2 separate regions of the Homo sapiens genome follow, and region 2 is linked to region 1. The links are chromatin loops, found by intact Hi-C in ENCODE. Cell type or tissue: ascending aorta. All regions are shown on one strand. Each heading gives the region's core, and the rest is flanking DNA. Links, peaks and the distances in the headings are about the cores only. Region 1 holds the start of MYH10 (myosin heavy chain 10). Region 2 overlaps MYH10 (myosin heavy chain 10).

What was found. A loop is a pair of places that touch in the nucleus more often than their neighbours do. Peaks named below come from ENCODE experiments on the same cell type or tissue, not always from the same donor. Only the 100,000 strongest peaks of a DNase experiment are listed, where the experiment ranks them.
Region 2: it touches region 1 in a loop (2.0-fold over the local background); 3 of 110 quality-filtered maps call a loop at or near these places.

Annotation. Positions count from the first base shown.
Region 1 is chr17:8,624,243-8,640,009 of GRCh38, forward strand. It overlaps MYH10 (myosin heavy chain 10), which reads right to left and starts at 6,483. Exons shown (of 43, transcript NM_001256012.3): 1 at 6,412-6,483. RefSeq lists enhancers at 4,856-5,634, 5,635-6,412, 6,413-7,190, 7,889-8,183 and a silencer at 6,675-7,354. In ascending aorta, for the core only: a CTCF peak has its summit at 6,521; DNase peaks (open chromatin) are centred at 5,929, 6,109, 6,699, 7,139 and 3 weaker places; H3K4me3 peaks cover 6,248 bases; H3K27ac peaks cover 6,119 bases.
Region 2 is chr17:8,535,463-8,551,229 of GRCh38, forward strand. It overlaps MYH10 (myosin heavy chain 10), which reads right to left. Exons shown (of 43, transcript NM_001256012.3): 10 at 13,182-13,325; 11 at 12,851-12,946; 12 at 11,082-11,200; 13 at 9,986-10,138; 14 at 6,645-6,818; 15 at 296-469; 16 at 1-39. Among named protein-coding and RNA genes, the nearest start is that of MYH10, 87 kb to the right of the region's middle. RefSeq lists an enhancer at 7,749-8,043. In ascending aorta, for the core only: no CTCF peak of the experiment used is centred there; a DNase peak (open chromatin) is centred at 7,889; H3K27ac peaks cover 5,643 bases.

The DNA of each region.
Region 1 (15,767 bases), core at 2,015-10,014:
TTGTGGCTAAGCTATGTCCCCTCCTCTACTTGTGCACTGGCTTTCTGGACCAAATGGCAGGATTTTACATCCATCATCTTTCTAATGTGACTCATCATGATTGCCTGACAGGATCTTTTTGGGATTTGATACCAACTTAAACATTTTTGCTGCTACTCCAAATTCCAGGTTATTATAAATTTCATAGGCATGGCTTCCATCACTTCATTCAAACCAACAGAAGAAGCCAACTGAGTACCTACTCTTGCTCTATCAAATCCCCACTTCTCCCCTCTGTTCACTCCACTCCCCTAGCCAAAAATGCTAGAGGTTCTTTGTAGGCAAGAGGAAATCATAAAGTAGTCTAAGGTTGTTAAGAGGTTCTTGAGTCCATCAGCTAATCTCAACTTCAACAAAATCCCTGAAATGGTATAAAAATATTATGCACTTAGCGTGTGTATATATGTGCTATAACGTTCTCTAGATTCTAAAGGGCTCTATCTGTATCCTAAAAGATTAATCACTGATAGTGGTTACACATTCAACCAACTTCTGGGCACAATGGCCCATAACTGTTATCTCAGCAACTTGAGGGGCTAAGGTGGGAGGAGTGCTTGAAGCCAAATATTTGAGACCAGCCTGGGCAACATAGCAAGATCCCGCCTCTACAGAAAAATTTAAAAATTAGCCAGGCGTGTTGGTGCATATCTAGCCCTTTAACTACTACTAATAATTTACTAGAACCAGCTGGGTGCAGTAGCTCATGCCTATAATCCTAGCACTTTGGGAGGCCGAGATGGGTGGATCACCTGAGGTCAGAAGTTCGAGACCAGCCTGGCCAACATGGTGAAACCCCATCTCCACCAAAAATAACAAAAAATTAGCCAGGCGTGGTGGTGGGTGCCTGTAATCCCAGCCACTCAGGAGGCTGAGGCAGGAGAATTGCTTGAACCTGAGAGGCGGAGGTTGCAGTGAGCTGAGATCGTGCCACTGCACTCCAGGCTGGGTGACAGAGCAAGACTCCGTCTCAAAAACAAACAAAAATAAATTTAAAAAAATAATTTACTAGAACCAAATAGCTAAGATTCTTCAGAAATTACTTGTTGCAATGTAATGCGTTACAAACACTCATCTTCTATAGTAGCGGCTGTCAAATTCAGGCATGCATTTGCAGCACCTAGAGGGTTTATTAAAATACAGATTGCTGGGCTCTATCCCAGAGTCCCTGATTCAGTAGGTATAGGGTAGAGCCTGAGAACTATTTTTTTTTTTTTTGAGACAGAGTTTCACCCTGTTGCCCAGGCTGGAGTGCAGTGGACGCAATCTCAGCTCACTGCAACCTCTGCCTCCAGGGTTCAAGTGATTCTCTTGCCTCAGCCTCCCAAGTAGCTGGGATTACAGGCAGGCCTGCACCATGACCCGCTAATTTTTGTATTTTTAATAGAGATGGGGTTTCACCATGTTGGTCAGGCTGGTCTTGAACTCCTCACCTCAGGTGATCCACCTGCCTCGGCCTCCCAAAGTGCTGGGATTACAAGCGTGAGCCACCGCGTCCAGCCTGAGCCTCAGAATTTGCATTTCTAACAAGTTCCCAGATGCTGCTGCCACTGCTGGTCCTGGGACACATTTGACAACCATTGCTCCAAAGTTCTGTGGTTGCCATGGTGCGCCACTGCTACCAGCAGGTATGTTAGAGTAGAAAAAGAGGTTGAAAACCAAATTCTAGACTAATTCATAACAATTTAAATAACATGTTGATGTCTTAAAGGTTATAGACTTGGATAAAACAAAAACCGCAAAATAAGATGAAACAAAAAATCACACAACATGTGATTAATGTTATTAAAACTTCTATACAAATAAAATTGCTAACACATTTTATACCTAAACTTGCATTAGTCTTCTAAGACATCCTCTTTGGAGAGGGCAATACAGAAAACATTCATAGATACATGTACATTCTGCATAACAGTTTTAAAAGCCTCTAGGGACTGGTCTAATAACACTATTAACAAGTTGTCTCTTTCCAACTTAAACGTTGCACACTGGTAAAAAGAAAGGAGGCCAGGTGGGGTGGCTCACGCCTGTAATCCCAGCGCTTTGGGAGGGCGAGGCAGGTAGATTGCTCGAGTCCAGGTGTTCAAGACCAGCCTGGGCAACATAGCGAAACCCCGTCTCTACAAAAAATACAAAAAATTAGCTGGGCTTGGTGTCACAGGCCTGCAGTCCCAGTTCTTCAGGAGGATGAGGCAGGAAGATCACTTGAGCCCAGGAGGCAGAGGTTGTAGTGAGCTGAAATCACACCACTGCACTCCAGCCTCGGCAACAGAATGAGACTCTGTCTCAAAATAATAATAAATAATAATAATAATAATAATAATAATAATAAGTAAAATAAAAAATTTAAAAAAAAAGAAGAAAGGAGGCATGGCTTCAAGGTGGGAAACATCACAGGTAAATTTGAGAACAAATAATAGGATACACACTCCACCTTTCAGAAGGGTAGAATCTATTAAAAGAAAATATTCAACTATAACAAAATATGACAAGTTTCTCTTACTATTCTTATCAGGTGTAAACTGCATATCCTACAGAGCACTTAGGAAACTGTCTTGCTGTCAGTAGACACGCACACACTTCTTAAATTTTACACTGGACATGTAATTAGATGCTTAAATTTAGCAGGTGACTATAAATTAGAATAATTTAACAAATAACTTCTAGAACAGGTCTAGAAGCAGTAGATTATATATCTTAAAATTATTTTATCAAATTGGGACATCTTACATATTATCAGTACTTTTTCTAGATGGGGAAATGCTTGTAATTTAGTATTTTAAAAAACCCAGTAGAACACAAAAGTGTAATTACACAGCATGTTCCCAATTTTGTGGGGAAAACTACATACACGTGTGTATTTTTTTTTTAAACGGAACAAATATTCATTGGGTCTTTACTGGGTAGTAGGATTACCAATGACTTTCACCTTTTCAGTCTCTTCTACAACTAAACACTATGAGGAGAGTCATCTGTTCCACGCTGTATCTTGAGCATTTTGTCTAGTCCCTGGTATATAACAGGGGATCTGTACCTATTGATCAATATTTACGTGAATGGTCCCAACCCTCATAGTGAAATTCAACTTCTCCACAACCAAAAAGCTATTATTCCTTCAACTCCTGACCCAAATGCCATCCTTTCAGAAGTTCTTTTCAGGTCAATGTGGCAATTTAATCCTTTTCCTTCTCCTAACATTTTGTACTGTTCTCCTGACTTTCTTCTTACCCTACCCTGCGTTGTACCAGAGGGCTTTGCAGCTGTTAAGTGTTCATATTATTGTTTACCTGATAGAGTTCATGAGACCATTGGAGATATTTTGTTCAGTTTAATTCTTCACTTGTAATTGTCAAATACATTTATTTCACTCCATAATACATTGGTACCCAATCTGGATAATACTGGTGTTTAACAGTGTACCACTCACCAGTGATTTGCTTTGCAGGAAGGACAACACTATGATTTTTAAAACAGCAGATACCATTGTCATATATCACTAATTATGGCCAGGCACTATTCTAAGCAGTTTACATACATCAACTCTTAATCCTCACAACAGCCCTATGAGGTAGGCACTATTAATATCTCCATTTTACAGATGAGGAATCTGAGGTACAGAGAAAGCCAATAACCAGCCCAAGGGCACACAGCTAACAAGTAGCAGAGCTGGGATTAAACTCAGAGTTCAGCTCCAGAGTACACACTACAATGATGGAAGGTGACATGGAGGAAATTTTGAAGGGTGTGTAGTGTACAATGCTATATACTACCTTTCTACTAAATAAAAACCCAATCAATTACGGCTTAAAAAGTATAGGCTTAACCAATGAATCATCTGGCAAAGGTTTTATATATTTTATAGAAAAAGATACCCATAACTTAGGGGAAATAAAGACAAACAGGAATCTTTTTGTTAGCGAACATAAAGATGGTCTGAGGGTTATTAGTGTCATTTTAAATTGCTGCCTAATTACAATTAAATCATTTATCTGTGTATGAATTAGCCCCCTACAGAGCCAAAGTTGCCATCCCTTTCAGTGGTTTGACACACACACCCCTGGGGCTCCACCCCCAGGTCATTTTTCACTTCCAATGAAATGTCACCCAGCAAACTTTTCAAATCCCTCCCAGCACCTACTATGAGTGTGGACAGAGGCAAACAATTCAATTTTATGAACGGCCTGCACATAGAAAGGCAAACAAGAAGGATGGATAAATTATCCATGACAGAGCATCCATCTATAACAGATGAGCTAAAACAGAACTGTCCCAATTTGGGTACTGCTACCATTGAGGTCACTTACATGACAGGGCTGGACGAGTCTGCTAATTTATCAAAATCCTGCTCAACCCAATGATCACAAACACAAACCAAACACAAAAGGCCACTATTGCTACTTATGGCCTGCCCCATCTCCCAATTAATATCTCTATACTGTGTTTAATATTTCCAAAACTAGGATCCAACACCAGGAACTTTAATTCCTCACATGTGATAAAGTGCATAAACCGCTGAAGCATATAGTCTTCCACCCTACAACGTGCCCTTCAAGATTTCCTCCATCTCACCTTCCATCTCAGCTGCCTTCGTTATAATGATTTCCCTATGGAGCCCAAATGAAAAGCCAGGCTCGCAGGGGTCACATCCTTCTGCTGCCAAAGCTCGTGCTATATCGCACAATTACACCATATGCTTTCTCCAGATAAGGACGGGGAAGAACTGAATTTAAGATGCAGAAGTAAGGAGATGCATAAAATGGCCACTTTTCCAGAACCCGAGACAGGCAGGGCATACTTAAACATCAAAAGCAAGGGACTCAAAGAATAATTAATAAAGGCAGATTGATGAAGGAGATAAAACAATAAATAGATTATAAAGTTTTCCAGAGTGAGATACTATCAAGAATAATTAAACCTGACTCAAAGAATCCTCAGTTTCAACGTTAAAAAACAAAATCTCAGCAAAGCCAAAGTATTATGTTTGGTATTACATTATTCAGCGAAAACAGCAGTCTTTGTTTCATCTGCAGTCTGCATCTACCCCGCCTGCTTTCCCCTACCCCACCCCAGCCCACCCCACCCCCTTCCATCCACCGCAGTGATCTTGAAGGGAGCTGCAGAGGCCCTAAAGAAACAGAGATAACGGCTGTAGGCAGAGGCCACGTTATCCAAACCTCACCAGCCCGGTCTGACCCGCCGAGTCGCCAACCTCCTTCCTAAGGCCCTAGTTCCAAACAGGCCTGGCTGGGGGCCTCCCGCTTCCCAGGGCCGCATCCGCCCACCACAGGCCCACAAAGCCCCCACAAATGCCAGGACTCCGCGGCTTCAACTTCCCTCCGAACCAATTCCAGTCCGATTTTATGGGATCAGGGTGTGACCCCCAACTGCAGAAGGCAATGAAGAGACTGCGGCGAGCCATTCCCAGCTCGCTTACACAATAAAGGGATCCCGAGGCGAGTGCTGACCCTCCCCCCGGCCGTCCTGCTGCAGCGCGCCCCGCCACATTTCCCGCCTCGCCCCCTCAAACCGCCTGGGCCTCGCAGGGCGTCCACCCCCGGCCTAGGCGCTCCACGGAGGGCGCGGCAGGACGCCCTCCTCCCGCGCTCCTTCCCCGGCGCCGGCGGAGTCCGACCCTCCCCACGCCCGCGGCCGGCTCCGGAGCCCCTCACCCGCCGCGCGCTTCCCCGGCCGCGCAGAGCCAATGCCCTCCTGTCCCTCCACCCACGGGTCGGGCGCGCGCCGCCCGCCTTCCAAGCCCATGGTGAACCCCTCTGGTGCTGCGGGGGACCGGTCGCGCCAGGCCTAACCCACCCAGCAACCCACGCAGGGGCCCTTCCTGCCCAGCGCCCCCCCACCCTACCGCCGGGACTGCGCTTTCCAGCCCCGCTTAGAATCCCCTCTCTTCCTGGGAGGCAGACACTGGCTCGCGGGGCACGCCGAGACCTCCGCCGGGACACTAGCCCCTCGACCTCGCGCCCCCAGGGATCCCACCCACCGAGAACCTGGTCCTCACGTCCCCACCCCCAGATCTCCATCCCCCAGCCCCCCAGGGGTCGCCCTCCTGCACACCCAGGCCCTGACCCCCGCGGGTTTCACAAGGACTTCATTCCCCGCTCCTCCGGGAGTCTCTCCATCTCCACCCACTGAGGTCCCAGTGCCCCCAGCCCAGGACCCTGCTCAAACTAACCTAAGGTCCCCGCAGCACAAACCCTACAGCTCAGAAGCCCCTCTGTCTTCCCCAGCTCCCGCTTCGGTCCCCCGTTCCTGTCCTCCAGAGCCGCCCGGGACCCCTCAGCCCAGGAGCCATTCCTCCCTCCACAAACTGTCCCCCAGCCCTGGGCCGTGCACTCGGACCCGGGTAGCCGCACCTCTCACCTTCAGCCGAAGATGGTGGCGCGGGCGCACGTCCCCAGCCGCGACCACAGATCCAGCGCCTCAGTCCCAAACCCACCGCTGCCTCCGCCGGGCTCCTTTAGCACTGCTGCTCGGGGCTGCCCCACCCACCCCTACCCTCATTGGGCCAGCTCCACGCCCATCACCGCCGCCCCCAGACCCACTGGTTGGTTTGCGCGCCCATCTCCAAGGGAAGACGTTAGCAACCCGAACGAAGCTACCTTCCCGAGTCCGGCTCCCTCCACCCACCTGGAATGACGCTCATTGGCTCCCGCTCCCAGCCCAGGCCACAGAGGCCCCAATCTCATGGGCTGGCTCTTACGCCCGTCATAGGCTCCGGGAGGTGCGGCCGGGGCAGTGGCGCGGGATTGGCTGGCTCGTGCGTAGATGGACAGCTGAGGCTGGCTGAACGCCCGGCGATCCCGCGAGGCTGCGGGTGCGGGCCCCGCGGCGGCCGGCGCGCTGCGCTGACATTGGCTGTGCGGGCCGCGGGGCAGGTGGGCCGCGGCAGGAGGCTGGCGCTCTGACTGCAGACTCCTCGTCCTAGCGTCAGGCAGCCGCCGCAGCCGCAGCACATTCGAGCGCCCGGTCGCCCCCTGTGCTTGCGGCAGCCGGCATGTACCGCAGCGGGACGGGGTTCCACCGCGGAGTCGCGGGCCCTCAGCGTTGCCTGCAGGGGCGGGGCGGAGCGCGGTCCAGAGTCCTGACGTCACCCCCGGGGCTGCGCGGGGTTGGGGCCGCGGCGCTGCGACTCACCTGCAGTGGGGGAAGGAACGCGGGGGAGGGCGCTGCTCCGCCCATGCGCACAGGGTTTGGCCCGGGACCCGGCTGCGCTCCACGCTGCGGCCACTGTCCCGACCCCGGCCCCAGGCGGACTCTGCCGGGATCGGCCGAGCGCCAGGCGCAGGACACGGTCCTCCAAGGTCGCAGTTTTGGTGTTAGCGGGGTGAGAGGCTCTCCTGCCCAGCCTCCAGGCAAGGCTGAGATTCCAGAAGAATGAGAAGAGAACCGACCTTGGAGAGAAAACTTGGAAGAAACTTTATTCACCTCATTCATTCACTCGTTCAGTCGCTCCTTCATTCATTCATCAGAGCTCCCTACGTGAAGGGCTATGAGAGGTTCTTAAGAATATAAGGCTGGATTCCTGTAGCGCTGTCATATCCCCTAGGGCTTATGAAAACGTTGGAGACTGAAAAACAGTGGCCCCAAAATAACGAAAGGAAACTGGAAAAATCAAAGTAAATAAAATTTAATGAAATGTCTGCAGAATCTAGGCAACTGCAACAAAACTCTTGCATAATTATATATAAATATAATAAAGTCTAAATCACATGAACAAAATGAATTATTCATACAAAACCTGAAAGTCAAGATCATAAAAATTCACAGCAAGATGCAGTTATTAATCAGTTATTAATGTAGGCTATGGGAGCATTTTAATACATGTGATAATGATGTGTTTGCCTAAGCCTAGGAAACGTCTAGTCTGGCAAAAAGTGAATTAAGCAAAAAACAAGGCAGGAAGTCCTAAGGAAGGGTTGGTGGAATTCAGAAGAGGCTGGAAGGCAGCTGAGTGCAGAGTCCTTCCTGGGGAAGTCCGAACCAGGCTCTGTTTTGTCCTTTGTCCTGCTGCATCTGGTCCCCCACCCCCACCTGCCTGCTGGGGTACTACCCCGTGTCCAGGTGTCTTGTGACTTGGCTCTGTGAAGAGGTCTGTCCTTCTAATGCAGTCTGCACATGGAGTACAAATTAACTTTCCAAAATATATGAATGATATTCCTCTAATGAATTTTAAAATGTGTTTAGAGAAGACCAAAGACTCCCTCTCTGAGGCCTGAGTCTCCACTTTGTCAGCCACCGAAGTCATTTCTCAGTGCAATGTTCTATGCTTAGTGCATCCACTCGCGAATAACACTGTAAGCCACAGAGTCAGTAGTTTCTCATAATTCAAAAACTTTTGCATATATATGTGTATATATATGTATATATGTATATATATGTGTGTGTATATATATTTTTTTGTTTTGTTTTGTTTGTTTCTTTGAGATGGAGTCTCGCTCTGTTACCAGGCTGGAGTGAACTGGCATGTTCTCAGCTCACTGCAATCTTCGCCTCCCGGGTTCAAGTGATTCTCCTGCCTCAGCCTCCCTAGTAACTGGGACTACAGGCGCGCGCCACCACGGCCAGCTAATTTTTGTATTTTTAGTAGAGAGAGGGTTTCACCATGTTGGCCAGGATGTTGGCCTCGATCTCTTGACCTCGTGATCCGCCCGACCCGGCCCCTGAAAATGCTGGGATTACAGGCATGAGCCACCGTGCCCGGCCAACTTTCACATAATTTTAACACAAACTCAATGGACCATCAGAAGAGGAGGGCAGGAAGTTCACCAGAAGGAAATACCATAAAGACATTAGTCTTGATGAGAAATTAATAATAAAGAGAATATCCCCAAATGTATCTTTCCCCCTGGTGGCTCTTTGGCACTTGGGCCCTACATGTCCAACTGCCTGGATGAGAGGGGGACTGCAAAAGCAGAAGGTACCAAACCTATTTTCTTCTATCACCCTTTCCCACTACTCAAACTCTCTCTTCCCAACTTCTTTGTGAATGGAACCACTCTTGCAATCTCTTTCTTTCCTTTCTTTTTCTCCCAACACCTAGCCCCACTATATATCTATCATCCATCCCAGGCAGCCTCCTCTGACTCCAGTTCCAACCATGTAGCTTCATCCCAGAATTTGCTGCCATCTTGATGAAGAAAGCACAGGATTTAGAAGCAGATAGACCTGGCTTTGAATCCAACTTTGCCTTTCACAAATTACTTAACCTCATCTCTCAAAAGGGGATACAAATGTATACCTAAAAGACTCGTTCATGAAGATGGAGCATAATGATTTCCTGTAAACAAAATGTGGCATTATAAATAGATTGAAAATTGTCCCTTTTTCTAGTGTACATGTTTATTACAGAAGACTGAGGAATCTTTCTCCTCTCTCTCTCTCTAGTAATTTTTGCTGTCGGTCTAGGCTGCTTTTATCTCCAAAAGAAAAAGTTCACAGACTATTGTTTTGCAGGGTCTAGGTCAGAAGTCCATATTTGTTCCCTCAGGGCAGTTCCAGCCCCTGAACTTGTTTTGTTCCATCTGTACAGGATATACAGCATTTTTTAAAAAAAATTGAATGAATTCCAACATTTAAAAACCAAGCACTATCCCATATCATTAGCCATTAGGGAAATGCAAATCAAAACTACAATGAAGGCCCAGGCGCGGTGGCTCACGCCTGTAATCCCAGCACTTTGGGAGGGTGAGGTGGGTGGATCACTTGAGGTCAGGAGTTTGAGACCAGCCTGACCAACATGGTGAAACCCCATCTCTACTGAAAATACAAAAAATAGCCGGGTGTCGTGGTGGGCACCTGCAAGTCCAGCTACTCAGGAGGCTGCAGCAGGAGAATCATTTGAACCCAGGAGATGGAGGTTGCAGTGAGCCAAGATTGTGCCACTGCACTCCAGCCTGGGCGACAGAGCGAGACTCCGTCTCAAAAAGAAAAAAAAAATTTTTTTATTTTCTTTCTCAAAAACAAACAAACAACAACAAAACAACAACAACAAAACACTATGAGATCCCACTTCACATATACTGGAATAACTATAATAAAAAAGATGGACAATAATAAATGTTGGTGAGGATGTAGAGAAACAGCAACCTTAGGCCACTGCTGGCAGGAACGGAAAATGGTTCAGCCACTTTGTAAAATAGTTTGGTGGTTTCTTAAAAAGTTAAATGTATTCTGTGTTTTTGACCACAGTTTTTTTAAAAAGTTAAACATAAGACCGGTGGCAGTGGATTACGCCTGTAATCCAAGCACTTTGGGAGGTCGAGGCGGGTAGATCACCTGAGGTCAGGAGTTTGAGACCAGCCTAGACAACATGGTGAAACCCCGTCTCAAAAAAAAAAAAAAACAAAAAAACAGAAAAACAAAAAAAAAAACTGTAGAGACAGAAAATAGAATATTTGCCTGTGGTGAGGACTGGGGCTGGGGAGGAGAGTCAGCACGGTGAATGTAAATGAGAGATCTGATTGAGTTGATGAACTGATTTATGGTGATGGTTGCAGAACTTGGTAAATTTATTTAAAAAATTATTATACACTGCGAATTATATGAATATGCAAAATGTACCTTAATAAGGTAATATTTGAAACATAAAGAAACAAAGAGCTATCAAGGCGAGTGGATCACCTGAAGTCAGGAGTTTGAGACCAGCCTGGACAACATGGTGAAACCCCGTCTCTACTAAAAATACAAAAATTAGCTGGGCGTGGTGGTGGGCGCCTGTAATTCCAGCTACTCGGGAGGCTGAGGCAGGAGAATTGCTTGAACCTGGGAGGCGGAGGTTGCAGTGGGCCAAGCTTGTGCCACCGCACTCCAGCCTGGGTAACAGCAAGATTCTGGCTCAAAAAAAAAAAAAAATTTAAACATAAATTCACCATATAATCCCACATTTCTACCCTTAGGTGTCTACCAAAAAAGAAGGAAGACCTGTGTGGACACAAAGACTTGCACACAAATGTTTATAGCAGCATTATTCATAATAACCAAAAGATGAAAACAACCGAATGGTCCATTAGCATGGTGAATAGTCAAAAGTGGTCTATCCATACAACGGAATATCATTCAACAATAAAAAGGAAGAAACTATGAGTACATGCAACAACATAGGTAAACCTTGAAAATATCATGCGCAGTGAAGGAAGCCAGACACAAGAGACCACATATTGTATCATCCAATTTATATGAAATGCCCATAAAAAGCAAAGCTGTAGACCAGGCGTGGTGGCTCATGCCTGTAATCCCAAGACTTTGGGAGGCTGAGGCGGGTGGATCATGAGGTCAGGAGTTCGAGACCAGCCTGGACAACATGGTGAAACCCCGTCTCTACTAAAAATACAAAAATTAGCCAGGCGTGCTGGGGCATGCCTGTAATCCCAGCTACTCAGGAGGCTGAGACAGGAGAATCGCTTGAACCTGGGAGGTGAAGGTTGCAGTGAGCTGAGATCGTGCCATTGCACTCCAGCCTGGGTGACAGAGCAAACCTCCGTCTCAAAAAAAACGAAGAAGAAGAAGAAAAAAAAAAAGCTGTAGAGAAAATAGAATATTTGCCTGTGGTGAGGACTGGGGCTGGGGAGGAGGGTCAGCACAGTGAATGTACATGAGAGATCTGATTGAGTTGATGAACCGATTTATGGTGATGGTTGCAGAACTTGGTAAATTTATTTAAAAAATTATTATACACTGCAAATTATATGAATATGCAAAATATACCTTAATAAGGTAATATTTGAAAAATAAAGAAGAAAAGAGCTGTCACATGAACATCGAGATTTCTAGCTTCCCTTGAAAAATTGGAAGGTATGGAAATTCAAGCAACAATTTGTCGATGCCTTGGCTGCTGCTCATTTTTAGACAAAGTGTGTGCTTCCCAGGGTGCCTTGGTCACTGCCGCTCCTTGCTGTCTGTTTTTTTGTTGTTGTTGCTTGTTTGTTTGTTTTTGAGATGGAGTCTCGCTCTGTTGCCTAGGCTGGAGTGCAGTGACGCTATCTTGGTTCACTGCAACCTCCACCTCCCGGGTTCAAGCGATTCTCATGCCTCAGCCTCCCAAGTAGCTGGGATTACAGGCGTGTGCCACCACACCTGGCTAAGTTTTATATTTTTAGTGGAGACAGGGTTTCACCATGTTGGCCAGGCTGGTCTTGAAATGCTGACCTCAGATGATCCACCTGCCTCAGCCTCCCAAAGTTCTAGGATTATAGGCGCGAGCCACGGTGTCCAGCCCCTGTTATCTCTTAAAGCTGACCCACTATGCTCATTAACATTATTTGCCCCATCTTTTTAGGTATTTATTTGAGTTTTCAGTCTCTGCCATACGTGTTGGGGGGCTTCATGTGAGATCATCCCAGAGAGATAAAAAGGGTAGTGTTTTTGAGTTGAAGAATTGTTCCTTTGACGGTGGTAAGGCCGTGGGAGGTTTGGGATGTCTAGAAGTGTAGACAGGGGTACCCTTTGAACATGATTCCTGGAAGCAGTAGAACCTCAGGGCGTGGACTACCGTGATGGTCATCTCACAGCCCACTCAGGGCAGTAACACCAGACCAGTGAGAAAGATCAGTGCTCAACTGTGATATCTTGAGCAGAAGGAGTGATGGTAAAAACAGAGGCTTCAATGAGTTGAGAAAAAAAAGAAACTTCCAGAATTTTCTTGAGGCACTTAAGCTCTGGAGATCTGAAAAAACCCAGGAGAAGAGGTTCCTGAAAATTGCTAATTTAACATTTCTCATCAACCATGTAGGATTTGGCTAAGTCAGATTTAATTTGGTTTAGAAAAATGAAGGCATGCATTATGCTAAATGAGGTAACTCAGGAATGGAAAACCAAATACTGCATGTTCTCACTTATAAGTGGGAGCTAAGCTATGAGGATGCATAGACATATAGAGTGATATAGTGGACTTCCGGGATGGTGGGAGCAGGGTGGGAGGAGGGTGACGGAGAAAAGACTACATATTGAGTATAGTGTACACTGCTCAGGTGACGAGTGACTAAAATCTCAGAATTTACCACTAAAGAACTCGTTATGTAAACAAAAACCACCTGTACCTCAAAACCCACTGAAAAAAAAAATAAGCCAGGCGCAGTGGGTCACACCTGTAATCCCAGCACTTTAGGAGGCCGAGGCAGGTGGCTCACCTGAGGTCAGGAGTTCTAGACCAGCCTGGCCAACATGGCGAAAGCCTATCTCTACTAAAAATACAAAAAAATTAGCCGAGTGTGGTGGCGCGTGCCTGTAATCCCAGATACTCGCGGGGCTGAGACAGAAGAATCGCTTGAACCCAGACAGGGAGGTTGCAGTGAGCCACGATCATGCCACTGCACTCCAGCCTGGGCGACAGAGCGAGACTCCATCTCAAAAATAAATAATTAATAATAATAATAATAAGGAAAAGGAAAATGAAGGCATGATAATCCTATCCCCCTAGCATCTTAGTCAAGCCATACCTGTGACAAATAGTTATTGAGTATCTTTTGTGTCTATGGGCTGGGCCAGGGTACTGAGGAAATACCTGTAATAACGTAGACATGGTCCTTCCCTCGAAGAGCATAAAGTCTAGCAGGAAAAGTAAACAGATAGGCAGATAGTTGCAATTGAGCAAAAGTTCTAAATCCAGAGTGCCCAGAAACCCAGAGGGTTTTCGGAGTTCTATAAAACCTCTGAAATTGTGTGCAAAATTTATCATGTTCTCTTTTTTCTGGAGAGAAGATTTAGCTTTTAGCAGGTTCTCATAGATGCCTCTCATCCAAAAAGGTTGGGAGAATACAATATAGTATCGCCAGTGCTACATTATGGAAAACACTGCAAGATCCAAGGCCGAGTTAAGAGGGCCACTTAACTCAGAATGGTGGGGGTTCCAGAAATTCTTCTTAGAGAAAGTAATATTAAAAATATTATCTGGGCTGGACGCAGTGGCTCATGCCTGTAACCCCGGCACTTTGGGAGGCTGAGGTGGGCAGATCACGAGGTCAAGAGATCGAGACCATCCTGGCCAACATGGTGAAACCCATCTCTACTAAAAATACAAAAATTAGCTGGGAGTGGTGGCGTGTGCCTGTAGTCCCAGCTACTCGGGAGGCTGAGGCAGGAGAATCGCTTGAACCTGGGAGGTGGAGTTTGCAGTGAGCCGAGATCACGCCACTACACTCCAGCCTGGCGACAAAGCAAGACTCTGTCTCAAAAATAAAATATATATATATATATATATATATATATATATATATATATATATATATAAAATCTGAAGAATAAAATGTTAACCAGACAAAGAGAAGAGGAAAATTCTGTCAGAGAGACCAACACAGAGAGAAAAGAATGCAGGGCTTTCCAAGCCCAGGAAGAAGTTGAGAGTAGCTAGAACAAAGAGAAGAAGCACGGAGGTAGAGGGAGATATGGAACAGAGAGGGTAGGCGGGCCGGCTGTATATGTAAACCATGATGTGGAACTTAGATTTTATCCAGAGCTCAGTGGGAGATTTTATCCAGAGCTCAATGGGGGATCTGTGGGAGAGTTTCAACTGGGGGAGTAACATGACCAGGTTTGTGTTTTAGAAGGCTCATTCTGGCCCTAAGGTGGATGAATGGATTAAAGTGAGTCGGAGGAGGCCAGTTAACAGGTTGCAGCAGCAGATAGCCCAGCTCAGAGTGGATGGTGACTTGGACTAAGGAGGGGCCAACGGGTGGAAAGATATGGTCAGATTGCGGTGATTGCCACTGTCAGGATTAAGTGAGATATTTAAAGTGCCAAGCCAATGTGTGAAGATATTGAAGTGCCTACCATAGTGCATAAGGATATTTATAGTGCCTGGCACAATGCTTGACACATCGTAAGTTGATTCCCTTCCTCTTTCTTCTCATGGCCTCCCGGACTAAAAACAGTCCCTCCCCATATCCTGTACACACTTTCATTAAAACAGCTATTAAAAATCCTTACACTTTTTACCCTCTATCCCTGTATCCTCATTAAAAACCAGCACTGTCCAATAGAGATAGAATGTGAGCCACCAATCACGCTACATATATAATTTAAAATTTTCCAGTAGAGACATTTAAAAAGTAAAAAGACACCATTCACATTAATTTTAATCATATATAAGCAAATACATATAGAATGTTACATTTCAACATGTAATCAATGAAAACAATGATTATTAGGATAGTTCACTTTCTTTTTTTCATGCTAAGTATTCAAAATCTGATGTGTGTTTTAGGTTTACAGCACATGTCAATTCATACTAACCACATTGTAAGTGCTCAACAGCTACATGTGGCTGGTGGCTACCATATAGGACAACACAGTGCTAGACTGTAAACTCCTGGCAGGAAGGGCCAGCTTGTATCCCCAGGAACAACTTAGTGCTCGACACATAGTAGATGCTCAATAAATGTTTATTGGATAAAAAGATGACAGGATGGATGGATTAATGTATGGATAGGTGGATGGGAGAAAGGATGGATGGATGGATGGATGGATGGAAGGAAGGATGGATGAATGGATGGATGGCAGGATGAATGGCAGGATGAATGGATGAAGGAAAGAAGAATAAATGGATGGATGGATGGATGGATAGAAAGAAGGATGGATGGACAGCAGGATTGATGGCAGTATGGATGGATGAAGGAAAGAAGAATGAATGGATGGATGGACAGATGGATAGAAAGAAGGATGGATGGACAGCACGATTGATGGCAGTATGAATGGATAAAAGGAAAGAAGAATGGATGGATGAT
Region 2 (15,767 bases), core at 3,300-11,299, 87 kb before region 1:
CATATTCTTCATCAGCCACTCATCTGCCTTATAGTCCACCTATCCCGCACCAAAGCCAAAAGTGGTGAAATGGAGAACACAAAACCAAATGCAAAAACAAAAACACTTTAAGCCTCAACCAGAAACTTTTATACAACAGTCCCCAAAATGGGCTGTCTGAAAGACAATATGTTTGTAATATATACTGTATTTGTTTATAAATGTTTATCAGCACCTTTGTTACACCTTCATAAAAATGTAGCAAAATTTCAAACACAGCCATTTTAATCCAGTTATTCAACATAAGAGCTCTTACCTTCCCTGCATAATGTATAATGCAAAAATCAGCTTTGTCTTTTAATTGTCGAGGTTTCTGAAACTTGGAGTGGGAACCTTGCTCTTGAACCAGTTTTTCAACAAAGGTTTTATCTGTGGCTTTAGGGAACCAGCATTCTTCATCCAAAAGGGCCAGTACACCAGGAGGGTTCGCCTGATAATGACAGGCAATAAGAATTCACAAGTTTTGCATGCCACTTTAATACTACTGAGTCTGGCACTTAAACTTCTAAAACAATTAGTTTTATGAAGATCCATGGAAAACAAATTGCTAGGATGGAAAGGAATGTCTAAGCCATAACAAGTTTATAATTCAAACACTGACATCTCAAACTGCTAAATAAGTACTAACAAGAAAACAGAGGAGTAACTTATCTCAAACTTACAAATACTGTATGTAAATTGCAAGTAAATGAATTCCAAGCAGATGGCCCCACAAAAGTGGCAAATAAAAGAAGCCAGAAACGCAGTGGGAAGTGGAGAGATGAAACTGAATGTTCATGTTCAGTGACTGGCTGGAGAAATCATTATAACACCTCAACTAATGAGAATGCTTCAAACATTTTATATCCTAATCAGTTTAAGTTTCTGTTTAAGTAATTTTAAATTAAATGTATCACTTTATATTTGGCGAAATATTTTAAACTATTATTAAGTAGAATATATGGAAATTGATAAACTAAGTCAGTCATCAATTGCCTTATATATTTGTTTTAACAGGCATTTGACAACCCATTTTATGTGATGCAATTATTACTTCATTGAAAAAAAGTAGCACTTTGGGAGGCCGAGGCAGGTGGATCACGAGGTCAGGGGTTTGAGACCAGCCTGGCCAAGATGGTGAAACCCCGCCTCTACTAAAAATACAAAAATTAGCTGGGTGTGGTGGCACATGCCTGTAGTCCCAGCTACTCAGGAGGCTGAGGCAGGAGAATCGGTTGAACCTGGGAGGCAGAGGTTGCAGTGAGCCGAGATGGTGCCATTGCACTCCAGCCTGGGTAACAGAGCAAGACTCTGTCTCAAAAAAAAAAAAAAAGCGCTAGATGAATCCATAGAGACAGAGGGTAGATTAGTGGCAGCCGGGGATTGAAGGAACAGAATGTGGAGTGACCACTAATGGGTATGAGGTTTCTTTCTGGGGTGATGAAAACGTGGCAGGATTTGGTAGTGGTAATGGTTCCACAACTTTGTGAATATACTACAAACATCACTGACTTGTAGTTTTAAAAGGGTGGATTTCATGGTTTGTGAATTATGTCTCAATTTTTAAAAAGGCCTAGAGCTCACCATTGTCTGGAGTGACTTCCTTTTTGGAGGTAAATGACACATGAAAGCTAAATAAGATATTTAAATAGTGATGGTCTATTTTCTAGTGCTTCTGGGCCATCATTTATTGTCACACTGCAAATATGGCAAGTGTGTGATACAAAACTGAACTCGTACCAGTTCTAGGGCACACTCATGAAATCAGCTGTTTGAGTAAGACTCTAAGATCAGTTCTCATCAACTCACAAAGCTTTCATATTTACTGGCAAAGAGTTGGCAATACACACAAATGCTGTTTTTAAAAGTAGCTAGAGGCTATGGTTAAATATAAATGAAACAGTGTAATAAAGTGGTCAGAGAAAGGGATGGGTGATCTGAATGCCAGCGGGTGGAAGCTGAGGGAACCCTTCTGCAATGGAGACCCTTACCCCAGGGCTCCTCCACCTGAAAGAATTGTCAGGGTTTCAGATCAGCTAAAAAGAAGACAGTAATCTGAAGCAACTGGGATTAGGTCACTTTAGAGGAGCTCAGAGTGGCAGGTAACTCAATCCACCCTAATCACACAACAACTGTGAGAAAGGAAGTTCCACATTAATATTAATATAACAAAAACATCCTCCTTTTACCCTTTTACATTCTTAACCACTTTTAATGAGAATTTTCCTAAATTCTGACACAGTATCTCAAATAAAAATTTGTATTTTTTTCTAAATGACTTGGTGACAGCATGATCATGAATATCATTACTGTGTCTCCTTTTCATTTTTTCCACTTCATCCTTCAATGTCAAGATCTCTATTATCATTCCTTCTCTGAACCGGGTATTTCCAAGAGCTGTAAGCTTAGAAGCCTGTGTTTCTGAATATTGGTCATAGGTTTTGTGAAAGCTTGTGAACTCAGAGGCTTGCCTGCCACCAGCCCACAGTCTGGCAAGGCAGGGGCTGGGATTATGCGAGATGAGCTAAGCCTGGCACGGGCCTGTCAGGTGCCACCACAGAGGATGTTTTTACAGCATTTTCCTTCTAGAAAGTATTGTTTTCACTCTCCATTTTGCAAGGAACATCAATGGGATCATTATCCCATGTCATTCCACAGGCTGTCGTTAAATTCCCCATCATCATAAACTCTCATGGGGTTTACAAAATGTTATGTTTTTATTTTTTATTATTATTATTTTTTGAGACGGAGTCTCGCTCTTGTCCCCCAGGCTGGAGTGTGGTCACGCGATCTTGGCTCGCTGCAACCTCCACCTCCCGGCTTCAAGCGATCCTCCTGCTTCAGCCTCCCGAGTAGCTGGGATTACAGACAACCGCCACGACGCCTGGCTAATTTCTTTTTGTATTTTTAGTAGAGATGGAGTTTCACCATGTTGGTCAGGCTGGTCTCGAACTCCTGACCTCAAGTGATCTGCCCGCCTTGGCCTCCCAAAGTGTTGGGATTACAGGCGTGAGCCACTGTGCCTGGCCATGTTTTTATTTTTTAATCAGATATTTCTATGAATAAGTAGAATAATCCTCAAATTGAGGTAAAGAGTGAGTCAGCATTAAATCTTGAATTCCTTCCCTCCCCTTTCTGAGCTATCTCTCCTATAAATTAGGACTATTTAGGCAGGGAATAAAGGGTCCACTCTAAAGGCTGAAGGAAGAGCCTAGAAGTGCCAGTACAAAGAGGATAGGAAGGAAAGAAGGAACGAGTTACCTAGTTCTACTCATTGCCCGTCAGTGTCTGGGCATAACTGGTGACTAGGAACATCATGACTTCCCAGCTCCAATACTTTCTGAATGCCCTGGCTGCTGTGGTTTCAATGTGTTCCCTGAAAGTTCACATGTTGGAAACCTGGTTCCTAATGCAGCCGTGTTGAGAGATAAGACCTTTGGGAGGTAACTGGGTCATGGGGCTCTTTCCTAGTAAATGGATTAATTCATTCATGGATCAATGGGTTGTTGAGGAGGTGGGTTAGTTATCATGAGAGCGGGTCTGTCATAAAAAAGCCAGTTTGGCCATTTCTTATGAGCCCCCCCAACATGTGATGCCCTGTGCCACCTTAGGACTCTGCCAAGAGTCCCCACCAGCAAGAATACCCTCATCCAATGCAGCTCCTAGACCTGGGACTTCCCAGCCTATAGACTACAAGAAATCAATTTCTTTTCTTTATAAATTACTCCATCTTACTTATTCTGTTATAGTAACGGAAAACAGACTAGGACACTCGCCAAATAACTTCCCTAAAATACCACTTTCAACGTGCTGTTCACCTGCTGATTTCTGACCATAAAACTCATCCCTGGAATGCTCCCTGCACAGCATCCACGCCTGTAATACCTTCCACAACACTGCCAGCCTACTTTGTGGCCTTTGCCTTTTTCCGAATTCACAGAGCATCAGTTAGAGTCATACCCAGGAACCAATGAGCTCACCACTATGTTGTGTTCTGTTTTCTGGCTTCAAGATCAGGTTCTTGAGGACCAAGGCCATGCTATATACTATCTCATATCCCCATGGCACCCCCAATCTGCATTTCCAGGCCATAATTGAGGATTTAATAAATTCTTTTCTTTTTTTTTGAGATGGGGTCTCACTCTGTCACTCAGGCTGGAAGGCAGTGGTGTGACCGTATCACTGTAGCCTCCAACTCAGGGCCTCAAAGGATCCTCCCGCCTCAGCCTCCTGAGTAGCTGGTACTACAGGCACATGACACCATACCTGGCTAATTTTAAAACTTTCTTGTAGAGATGTAGTCTTACTATGTTGCCCAGGCTGGTCTCGAACTCCTGGTCTTAAGTGATCCTCTTGCCTCAGCTTTCCAAAGCACTGGGATTACAGGCATAAGCCACCACACCTGGTCCAATAAATTGCTATCTGGATCTTATTCTACCACCACAATATTTACACATAAGGCCTGGAAAATAATTAAAAATGTAAACATCAAACCCTTTCTACTTCACTTATTTATTTTTTTGTTTGGAAACAGGGTCTCACGCTGTCGCCTAGACTGGAGTGCAGTGGTGCAATCTCGGCTCACTGCAACCTCTGCCTCCTGGGTTTAAGTGATTCTCATGTCTCAGCCTCCTGAGTAGCCGAGACTACAGGCACATGCCACCACATCCGGCTAATTTTCTGTATTTTTAGTAGAGATGGGGTTTCACCATGTTGGCCAGATTGGTCTCGACCTCCTGACCTGACTCAAGTGATCTGCCTGCCTCAGCCTCCCAAAGTACTGGGATTATAGGCGGGAGCCACAGCACCTGGCCTTCTACCTCACCTATTTTTGCTTGGAGTTGGTTATTAGGGTTGAAATGTTTAATTACTTTACCCCATGATTTTCACCTTTAGAGTACAATTATTGTGTGAGAGTAAAAAAAAAATATGCAAAAATGGTATATAAAGTATTTTGTCCTAGAGGATAAAGCAAAAGAAATGCAATTAAGTAACATTAAGAAGAATTAATATTTGTGAGACTCATTTAAAGGTCACAAAACCATTAGATTTAAAAACACTCTAAAAACATTTAAAAAATTAAGACAGGTAATTTTCCATTTGGAAGACTTTCGGCACAATTATTCCTATAAAGATACTGACCTAGCAAATTTTATGGGTTCTCGTCCATCCTAAAATAAAACTGCAGGTACATAATCATTATATTCTTAAAATGTAGGACTTCCAGTGTCATATGGACGCATATAATGAGCATCTCAAAAAACATATCATATAGTCATCAATAGTACTAATGTGAAATACTCCCTTCCCTTATTTACATAAATGCCCAAACAATTCTTTAGGCAACAAAGCAGTGATGAAATGTAATGAAGTGTGTTCATGTGCTTGTGTATGCACAAGTTACCTGGAAGTCACTACAAGCATGCCACCTCTAAATGACCCTATAAGCTACAAAGAAGCAACTATCCTCACAACTATAAGTAATTTAAGATTTTTGCTCTAAACGTGACTTGAAAGGTAAAATGATTTCTTATGTATTATAAAAGCCAAATGAAAATTTTCTATTGCTTTCCTTAAACTCAAATTTCTAATGTGCTGGAACTACATCTCTAATAGGGGTGAATGTCTTCTAGGTTCTTCCTCTTCCCGATGTGCCACTGCTCCTCCTGACTGCAGGTACTGTACCATCCATGATCTCTAGCCATTAGACCTCCAACACCTTCAAACATGAAGAACACAAGTGGCAACCAGAGATTGAGCAGCAAGAACCAGAACTGCTTCAAAGCCTGCTGCACCTCCTAGGAGAAAACTCTGCGTTATTCAAACATACCTACTTAACTAGTGTTAGAGCTTCCTCTACGTTACAGATATCGGTGGTTAATCATGTTTTAGTTTTTCTTATATTTTGGCAGATAGCAAAATAAAATAAATGAAGCTGACACCTTGTTGAGCAAAAGCTAACTGATAAGGAGTACAGAACCAGATTGTCAACACTTGCTTGAGATCACATGGAGCTGAGTTCCAAAAGTGAATGAGTTATACACTCGAAGCTTGAACGTGAATGAGTTCTATGTATTTTTACAGAACATTAAACCACCAAGAAAAGAGTTTCTGATGCTTTCTAAGATTGCCACTAAAAATACATCTGACAAGACTTCCCTGAGAACAAAAACTTCAAATTAAAAAAAAAAATCTGGCAAAATAAAAACATCTTTGTACTTTAAAAGGCCAAACTTTAGTTATCTGCAAAATGGATTTACGTGACACGTCTTGTTCTCAGCTAAATAAAGTGTCAGGTGGAGCTCCACATCCTTTGAAAGGTACACACAAATGCCAGCGCACAGGGCCATCTGCAGTCTGTGCGAGCCAGAGCCCACTATCCAGTATTCCCATGCAAGCAAGGACAGGAATCAAGCTGCGAGGAGAGCTAAAGAAGGGTTTTACTGGCATGCTACTGACTTTTAAATTCTGTAGCTATTTTATCAGAGTATCACCTTCCTAGAAAATTTAGATCAGAAAATTATTTCACCACTGAACAGACTGGGTAATTTCTGTCTTGGGTTATGCCACTTAAGGTCACTGCTTGAGTGGAAAATGAAAGACAGCGAGCAAGTGAGCACTCTTACAGGTCTCTCTATTAGGTCGATGCATGGCTGCAGATCCAGCCCGAAATCGATGAAGTTCCACTCGATGCCTTCGCGCTGGTATTCCTCTTGTTCTAGGATAAACATGGTGTGGTTGAACAGCTGCTGCAGCTTCTCATTGGTGTAGTTGATGCAAAGTTGTTCAAAGGAGTTCAGCTACAAATGTCAAAGGGTAATTTTCCAAACATGGGGAGGTGGAGGGAAAATGGGAATAATTAGTTATGTAGTTATAAAAAAATTTTTCATTAAACATTACTAATTAGGTAGGAAGTACATGATTGCTTCTATCTAATGACAGTGACTAAACCAAGGGGGGTGGTCTCCCAATCCCTCTCTCACACACAGCCTTTTTGAAAAGGTAAAGAGAAAGAACATACTGTCTATGGCTGCATTACTGAACTGCTAAAATGAAAAGATAATAAACTTAATATGCTAACTGAATGCTCTGCAAGTAAAACAATTCAGTTCTTATTAGTGAATGGTTAAGGACTATAAATAAATAAATGAGACAGTAAGAAAAAGAAGAAAAACAAAGGCTTGGAAAAACCAGAGGCAAAGGAAGGCGAACAAGGTGGTGGGCGCGCTTCTGAAGCTGGGGTGGAGAATGCATTTGGTTCTGTCCCACTCCACTGTCACTCAGGCTGTGGGCTCTAAGGTGAGGTAGGAAAAGAGTCATCTTTACTGCATGGAATTGCTGAGAGCTCAGCCAGGCCTGGCACATGGAATGCGCTTAGTATGAGACTCTCTATCGTTTCTCTAAGCATTCCCTTCCCTTATCAAATGTTTGACCTTTGCAATACCAAAAGTGATATTGGACTGCCCTCATAAAGTGAATTTAGGCATTTTTCATATGTTATTGTCATTTCTGTTCCTTCTCTGTGAACTCTGCCCATTTTTTAAGAGAAAAATTGATTGGGCGAATGCATAGATGGGTGAATTAATAGGTATAATTTTCTTAATCATCCTATACACTAGAAGTGCTCAACCTCTTTCCTGCTTCTATACTGTTCACACAGCTGCATGTGCCCATAAATAACCTCTTTCATTATAAAAAGTGATTTTCAATTAAAGAGGATTTAACCCATCTCCAAGGAGTTGATTTACAGTCTGAAAAAGCCACTCCAATCTTTTCCATTCTCCAGAAGCTGTTAAATTCACTATTTCAGAATGAGGTCATGCAAGGAGGGCAGGGGCAGTGCTTGCCTTGCTCAACACTGTATTTCTGGCACGCATGACAAGCCTCATATTTACAGACTGCCGGATTCTGCTTATTCATGTTCATGTAGGTGAACTTTGCTTTGCCTCAGGATGATGACATCCTATTGCTCTATTTAGCCTGGGCCATTACAAAGAAGGTTTTTTTTTTTTTTTTAGGAGTCTCGTTCTCTTGCCCAGGCTGGAGTACAGTGGCACAATCTTGGCTCACTGCAACCTCCGCCTCCCGGGTTCAAGCAATTCTCTGCCTCAGCCTTCGGAGTAGCTGAGATTACAGGCATCTGCCACCAAGCCCAGCTAATTTTTGTATTTTTAGTAGAGACAGGGTTTCACCATCTTGGACAGGCTGGTCTTGAACTCCTGACCTCGTGATCCACCTGCCTCGGCCTCCCAAAGTGCTGGGATTACAGGCGTGAGCCACCACGCCCGGCCAAGAATGGTATTTTTAAAAATGAATTTCTACTTGTCTTCCATATTTAAACTACCAATTATAATTTTAATTGATTTTTAAATCAATAATGCATGGTAGAAAATTCAAAGTGTACAAAGAATTGCACCAGTTTCACTTCAATGAAACTTACTTGTTCTCCCTATTATCAACCAGTATCTCCTATTTTTGTGATCTTTCCAGAAATATGCTATGCATTAAGAAATGTGTGTATGTGTGTGACCCTGATTTTTTTTAACTTAACAATGTATCTTGTTATGTTGTGGGATCTTTCCTTAGTGTATAAAGCCAGCCCATTCTTTATAATGGATGCATAGTATTCCACTGTATGGAGCTATCACAATAATTTGAACCAGTTTCCTAAAGGTGGGCATTTAGGCTTTTTCTTTCCTTTTCTCATGACAAATAACACTCACTGAACAACTTAGCATTTTTACCATCTACATAAATGTCACATTTTCCCATCGAGAACAGGGTGTGTCTCCTCACTTGTTCAAGTCTTCTTTTCTTTTTTGCAGCAGCACTGTAAAGTTGCCTTCATTTAAATCTTGCCCATTTCTTTTAAAATTTATTTTTAGGTGTTTTGTCTGTTTGTTGCAGTTGGAAATGTGGGTCTTTTCTTTCACTATATCTTCTGATCGTTTATGTAGAGGAAAGTGACAGATTTTTTTAATGCAATTTGTACCCAGCCACTTTTCATGATTTCTTAATATATTTACAAATCAAAACACCTTAAAGCAATCTCTTAGAGTGGCAGTGGCAGGTTCAGTATTTATGAGGATAGACTTATAATTTTAAAGGGGTTCATTTTAAAATAAGACAATTCAATACCCAATAGTGGCTACAGTAACACACAGATGATCACAAAAAGCACTTAATATTTGTGCCGTACTATATTTACATAGTTTACATCTATATTTATGGAAATAAAGATATAAATTTTTAGATGCCCCAAATTTTATGCACCTCCCTGAAACACCGTAGCAGGTGTGTGACTGTGAAACTTTTCTGCATTGATGATGAGTAAGTATTTGGATAAATCTAGTCAGATCAACAGTGAAATCTATTGTTAAACCCTGGTTATATCTGCAGTACACAGATCACTGCCCGTCCAGGTGCCTCCCTCTCACTTTGCTCCTCTCCTGATTCCCCAGCCAAGCCCCCGTCATCTTGCCCGTGTTCTACTACAGTGGCCCCCTTGATGGTCTCTCGACCTGGCCCCATGCTCTTCTCCACGTCTCCAACTCCTCTCTCCCTCTGGTCAGCTATATCCAGTCATACTGGCTTTCTAGCAGCTTAGAACATTTGTTAAGTTCTGTCCCATACAGGACCACTGGAATTACTCTCATTATGCCGGGAAACTGACCGAGGCTGGCAGCTTCTCATCCTTCAAGTAAGCCTAACTGTTGCCAATGCAGAAGCAACCTTCCCTGAACAGCTATCTCAAGCTGGCCTCCCAGTTCTATCACAGCACCCTTTCAGTGCATTCTCACAGACCTGCGGATTCACTGATTATTTGCCATTTATTGTTTGGCTCTACTAGAATGGCAGGGACTGTATCCCTGGTGCCTCGTATGTACTGGGCACACAGTAAGCCTTCATATTTGTTAAAAGAACAAACAAAAAGAAGGACGAGCTAGAGGAAGAGGGGGAAGAATACCTCAAAAATTTCAAATCCAGCAATATCCAGGATTCCAATGAAAGATGCTCCCTGACGTTTGGTCCTATCCAGAGCTTTATTGATGCGATGAACGAGCCAGCGAAAGAGCCGCTCATAGGTAGCTTTTGCCAATGCTTCTACTGCAAAATCTGCCTGTAATTAAATCACAACAACCTTTTATTCTGGAAACAATCTCAACAAAGCATAAATAGCTGTTTTACGGAATTTAATGTTATACAGCACTCAAAAAACCTGAGATGGCATTCACTGCTTAATCATGTCTCAATTTTACACATCAATAGAAGGCAATATTAGAAGAATTAAATGAACACAGGGAATAACGAATTTGGGGGATGGGTAAAGACGCCTAATAAAAATAAGCTCCTCCCCATGCGCCTGGGTCCTGGGTAGCACTGTCCGCCTGGATTCAGCTCAGTTAAGCTGGTACTTTCTCTCTGCTGTACCACCCAGCACAAGGACAAGGCGGCAGGGGCCCTTGTGTTGGTCTGGTTCCCGAAGTATGCAGATTTGTCTACTGGATTATCTATCTACCTGGGGAAAACTAGAGATTATAATTTGACATTTACTTTTTTTAAAAAATCACCTTTAAAAAAATTTTTTTTTTTTTTGATACGGAGTCTCGTTCTGTTGCCTGGGCTGGAGTGCCGTGGTGCAATCTCAGCTCACTACAACCTCCGCCTCCTGGGTTCAAGCAATTCTCCCGTCTCAGCCTCTTGAGTAGCTGGGACTACAGGCGCATGCCATCACGCCCGGCTAATTTTTGTATTTTTAGTAGAGATGGGGTTTCACCATACTGGTCAGGCTGGTCTCAAACTCCTGACCTCAGGTGATCTGCCCACCTCAGCCTCCCAAAGTGCTGGGATTACAGGTGTGAGCCACCGGCCCCGGCCCCTTTTAAATTTTTTCGAAAACGAAAAAGTAAATATACTTAAAAAAAAAAAACTCATTTAGTACCTAAAAACACCCATGTAAGACAGTTTATATTGATTCAGTTTGTTACATGTCAATCAGAAGGCCAAATGGCCATGGCTTATCATTCAAACAAATCAGTAATAACAATGAACATGAAACCTACCTGTTCTTTGGTCTGGGCTTTTTGCACATAGTCTCGGCCGACCTTGATCCGGGGAGTCAGGATGGCCCGAGTAAACTCCATCACATTCATCCCAAGAAGATGGCAGAGCTTCTGCGCAACTGAAGTGTAAAAAGTCTCCTAAATCCTACATTTTTTACTTACAATCTACTCACAATATATTCAATAAACACTGGAAAAACCTTAGTAACAATTAAATTGTATTAAGAAATAAATAAAAGTCTTAAAATCAGACAAGTTTTAGGTCTAATGAAAAATACCTTCCATCTTTTCAAATTAATACACACTCATTTTTAGGCTACAAGAGATGGCTAGTCAGCATTTGACTGCCTTGCCTATTTATTCATTTTTTTAGAGGCAGGTTCTCACTATGTTGGCCAGGATGGAGTGTAGTGGCTATTCACAGGCATGATCTCACTACTGATCAGCACGGGAGTTTTGACCTGCTCCATTTTCAACTTGGGCTGGTTCACTCCTCCCTAGGCAACCTAGTGGTCCCCTACTGCTGGGAGGCTACCATATACTGATGCTGAACATAGTGTAGACAACCGACGGGCATAGCACGACAGCCTAGAACTCCTGGGCTCAAGCCATCCTCCTGCTTCAGCCTCCCGAGTAGCTGGGACTACATGGCCACTATGCCCAGCCTCCTTACCTTTACAAGAGTGACCTGATCCTCCTCTATTTATGGGTCATTAAAAAATTTCAAAGCCAAGCTATACTAATATATGCCTTACTCTGCATTTTAGATGGCTCCATTTTAAGTCTATTTAACCATGGAAAAGCCATACGGAGGATGGAGGCCCAACCGCCAATCAAACTACTTTGACTGAATGACAGATGAATGGTCCTGGAAATCAACAGCCCTAATAGGAGGTGCCACAGCTTGGCCAGAAAATGGTGACCAAGAAGCAGCAGGAGAGGCAGGCCCCTTAGAAGAGCCACACAGAATTAAATTGTTATCAAGCCTCAAATTGGTTATAAAAAACGATTATTTCAAGGGCAGATAATGTGACTTTATGTCAGCCTTCACCCGCCACAGTGGACTGCGGATGCCTCCATGAGGCAAGATAACTAACTTGTTAGAATAATCAAGCAGTCAAGGCAATATAGAGATTCCTCACTTTTTCTCTCCAGACCATCTGAAGCAAACTGATATATATATAATATATATGTATATTATATATACATATATTTAATAAATATATACTTTATATCCATATTATATTTATATATTTATATTAAATATATATTTAATAATATATTATATATATATATTTGGGTCACAAACTTTTGTTCCTGACCAATGCAAATTTAAAACCATTTTCGACATTTAAAAATGGGAATATTTCCTATTAAGATCTAGATTTCCATTTTTCTTTGAAAAGTCACTTATATTTGGCAATACTGGGCCTGTAATCCTGGCAAGGTGCACACTGGCTGGAACTCGGCAGCTGCACCACCCTCTCAGGTAAGTGTGTGACCTCCTGCGGCTGAGTTCTCCTCCCTCAATTCCCAAGGCCTCCTGCATGCTAAGGCAGAGACCACTGCTCCTTTTCATCCTACACCCTGTCCCCTGTCCTCATTTATAGAATCAGAGGAACCCTCGTGTAAATACACGATGTTGTCACTCTACTCAAGGGTCCCTTCAGAAATGCTTCAGAGGTGCTTTTACGCTTGCACTGTAACACCTTCTTAGAGAGCACAACAAGCCATCGAAACAGAAATAAAGTCAGTATTCATCAGTTTACCTGTATTTTCTGGCATGGAAGCTTGATCAGTATTTCTCTCCTTTTTGAAAGAAATATTTCCAAACTGTAGCACTGAAGATACTACTTTAAGCATTGCTTCATATTGATAAAAAGAAAAAAAAAATTAATATTGCCTCAAAATGTAGCGGAGACATATTCTCATTTATTTTGTGCTAAAAATTAGCTATACAAAACTTTTCAGTAAGACATGTCTTTTCAGGATTTCATACAATTCATTAGTTTCCCAGTCATTTTCTAGTTTAGGTGATTTACCCCAGATGTATAAGTCTTAGGAAAGTGAGTACCAGAATCTTAGAGAAATCACACATACACAGAATCTCTTCATGGGAGAAGCCCATTATGTGCATTGCTTCCATGGTCTCCTGGAAATTATCTTTGTCTTGCTGTCCCGGAATAGGAATATAGCCATTGGAGAGAAACCTGTAGTTATTAAATCCTTCAAGAAGCAAATCAGCTAAAAGGAAATATAATGGAAGAAAATTTGATAAATACTCATGAAGACAACTAAGCCATAACTGCATTCAAACTGTGCCAGTGTCACAGGAGAGCAGTGGTCACCATGCAACCCATTGCCAGCAAAATGTTTTTTTTCTTTATATATTCATGTAAATACACAAACATACATTTTTTTAATTATCTGTACCAACAAAGGAAAATGATGATGTTAACAACGCAAAAACCTTAACAGGAGTTTTGGGGATGGCAGTTTGTACAATATTCTGTTTGAAATTGGTTATCTGCGAAATGATGTCAATTGTCCAGATGACAAAACTCTATTGTTTTCAGATTTAAATATTTTAGCCCTCTTTTTTGAAGGAAAGCTTTTAAACTCATATTCTATATTCCTATCTTAGCAAGTAGTTTGCAGCAAACACTATGAAGTGAATATGAAAACTACCATGGACATAAGCTAAAGATACAGTGATGTGGACCAAGCACGTCCCGAGCCCAGCAAAGGCCCTGAAACACTTTCTCCAAGCCAGCTTGCTTGGTGGTTAAGTTGCCTTTAGAATGATGATGTGATGTGGCGCAGCAGACTATTGTAACAGGTACCCGCACTGACTACTGTACCGTAGGAGACATGAATTAAAGAGAACTTACTCTTTTGACAAATGCATTCTTGAGAGCCAAAGAATATTTCTCAGGAGTGCTCAAAATAGCAGGGCTATTTATCGTTATAACAGATATGCAAATATGCTCCCAGCTTTCTTTGTGACTGGCTCTCTTGCTCTCCTGCAGAGAATTTCTGCAGGTCACCCTGTCCCGTTATTCTTGTCTACATCACATTTAACTTCTACAGGGTACTGCCTGCTGCTTTCTTTTTCTATTTCTTTCAACACTTTGATCATTTTAAAGAATTTACTCGCTCTCCCTCTCCCTCTCCCTCTCTTTCCACGGTCTCCCTCTCATGCTGAGCCGAGGCTGGACTGTGCTGCTGCCATCTCGGCTCGCTGCAGCCTCCCTGCCTGATTCTCCTGACTCAGCCTGCCCAGTGCCTGCGATTGAAAGCTCGCGCCGCCACGCCTGACTGGTTTTGGTGGAGACGGGGTTTCGCTGTGTTGGCCAGGCCGGTCTCCAGCCCCTAACCGCAAGTGATCCGCCAGCCTCGGCCTCCCGAGGTGCCGGGATTGCAGACGGAGTCTCGTTCACTCAGTGCTCAATGGTGCCCAGGCTGGAGTGCAGTGGCGTGATCTCGGCTCGCTACAACCTCCACCTCCCAGCCGCCTGCCTTGGCCTCCCAAAGTGCCGAGATTGCAGCCTCTGCCCGGCCGCCACCCCGTCTGGGAAGTGAGGAGCGTCTCTGCCTGGCCGCCCATCATCTGGGATGTGAGGAGCCCCTCTGCCTGGCTGCCCAGTCTGGAAAGTGAGGAGCGTCTCCACCCGGCTGCCATCCCACCTAGGAAGTGAGGAACACCTCTTCCCGGCCGCCATCACATCTAGGAAGTGAGGAGCGTCTCTGCCCGGCCGCCCATCTTCTGAGATGTGGGGAGCGCCTCTGCCCCGCCGCCCCGTCTGGGATGTGAGGAGCACCTCTGCCCGGCCCCGACCCCGTCTGGGAGGTGAGGAGCATCTCTGCCCGGCCGCCCCGTCTGAGAAGTGAGGAGCCCCTCCGCCCGGCAGCCGCCCCGTCTGAGAAGTGAGGAGCCTCTCCGCCCGGCAGCCACCCCGTCCGGGAGGGAGGTGGGGGGGACAGCCCCCCGCCCGGCCAGCCGCCCTGCCCGGGAGGTGAGGGGCGCCTCTGCCTGGCCGCCCCTACTGGGAAGTGAGGAGCCCCTCTGCCCGGCCACCACCCCGTCTGGGAGGTGTGCCCAGCAGCTCATTGAGAGCGGGCCAGGATGACAGTGGCGGCTTTGTGGAATGGAGAGGCGGGAGGGGTGGGGAAGGGATTGAGAAATCGGATGGTTGCCGTGTCTGTGTAGAAAGAAGTAGACATGGGAGACTTTTCATTTTGTTCTGTACTAAGAAAACTTCTTCTGCCTTGGGATCCTGTTGATCTGAGACCTTACCCCCAACCCTGTGCTCTCTGAAACATGTACTGTGTCCACTCAGGGTTAAATGGATTAAGGGCGGTGCAAGATGTGCTTTGTTAAACAGATGCTTGAAGGCAGCATGCTCCTTAAGAGTCATCACCACTCCCTAATCTCAAGTACCCAGGGACACAAACACTGCGGAAGGCCGCAGGGTCCTCTGCCTAGGAAAACCGGAGACCTTTGTTCACTTGTTTATCTGCTGACCTTCCCTCCACTATTGTCCTATGACCCTGCCAAGTCCCCCTCTGTGAGAAACACCCAAGAATTATCAATAAAAAATAAATAAATAATAAATTTAAAAAAAAAAAAAAAGAATTTACTCCTATTGCAGTTATTGCCAGTCTGAAAGCCTGAGCATTTTCTTC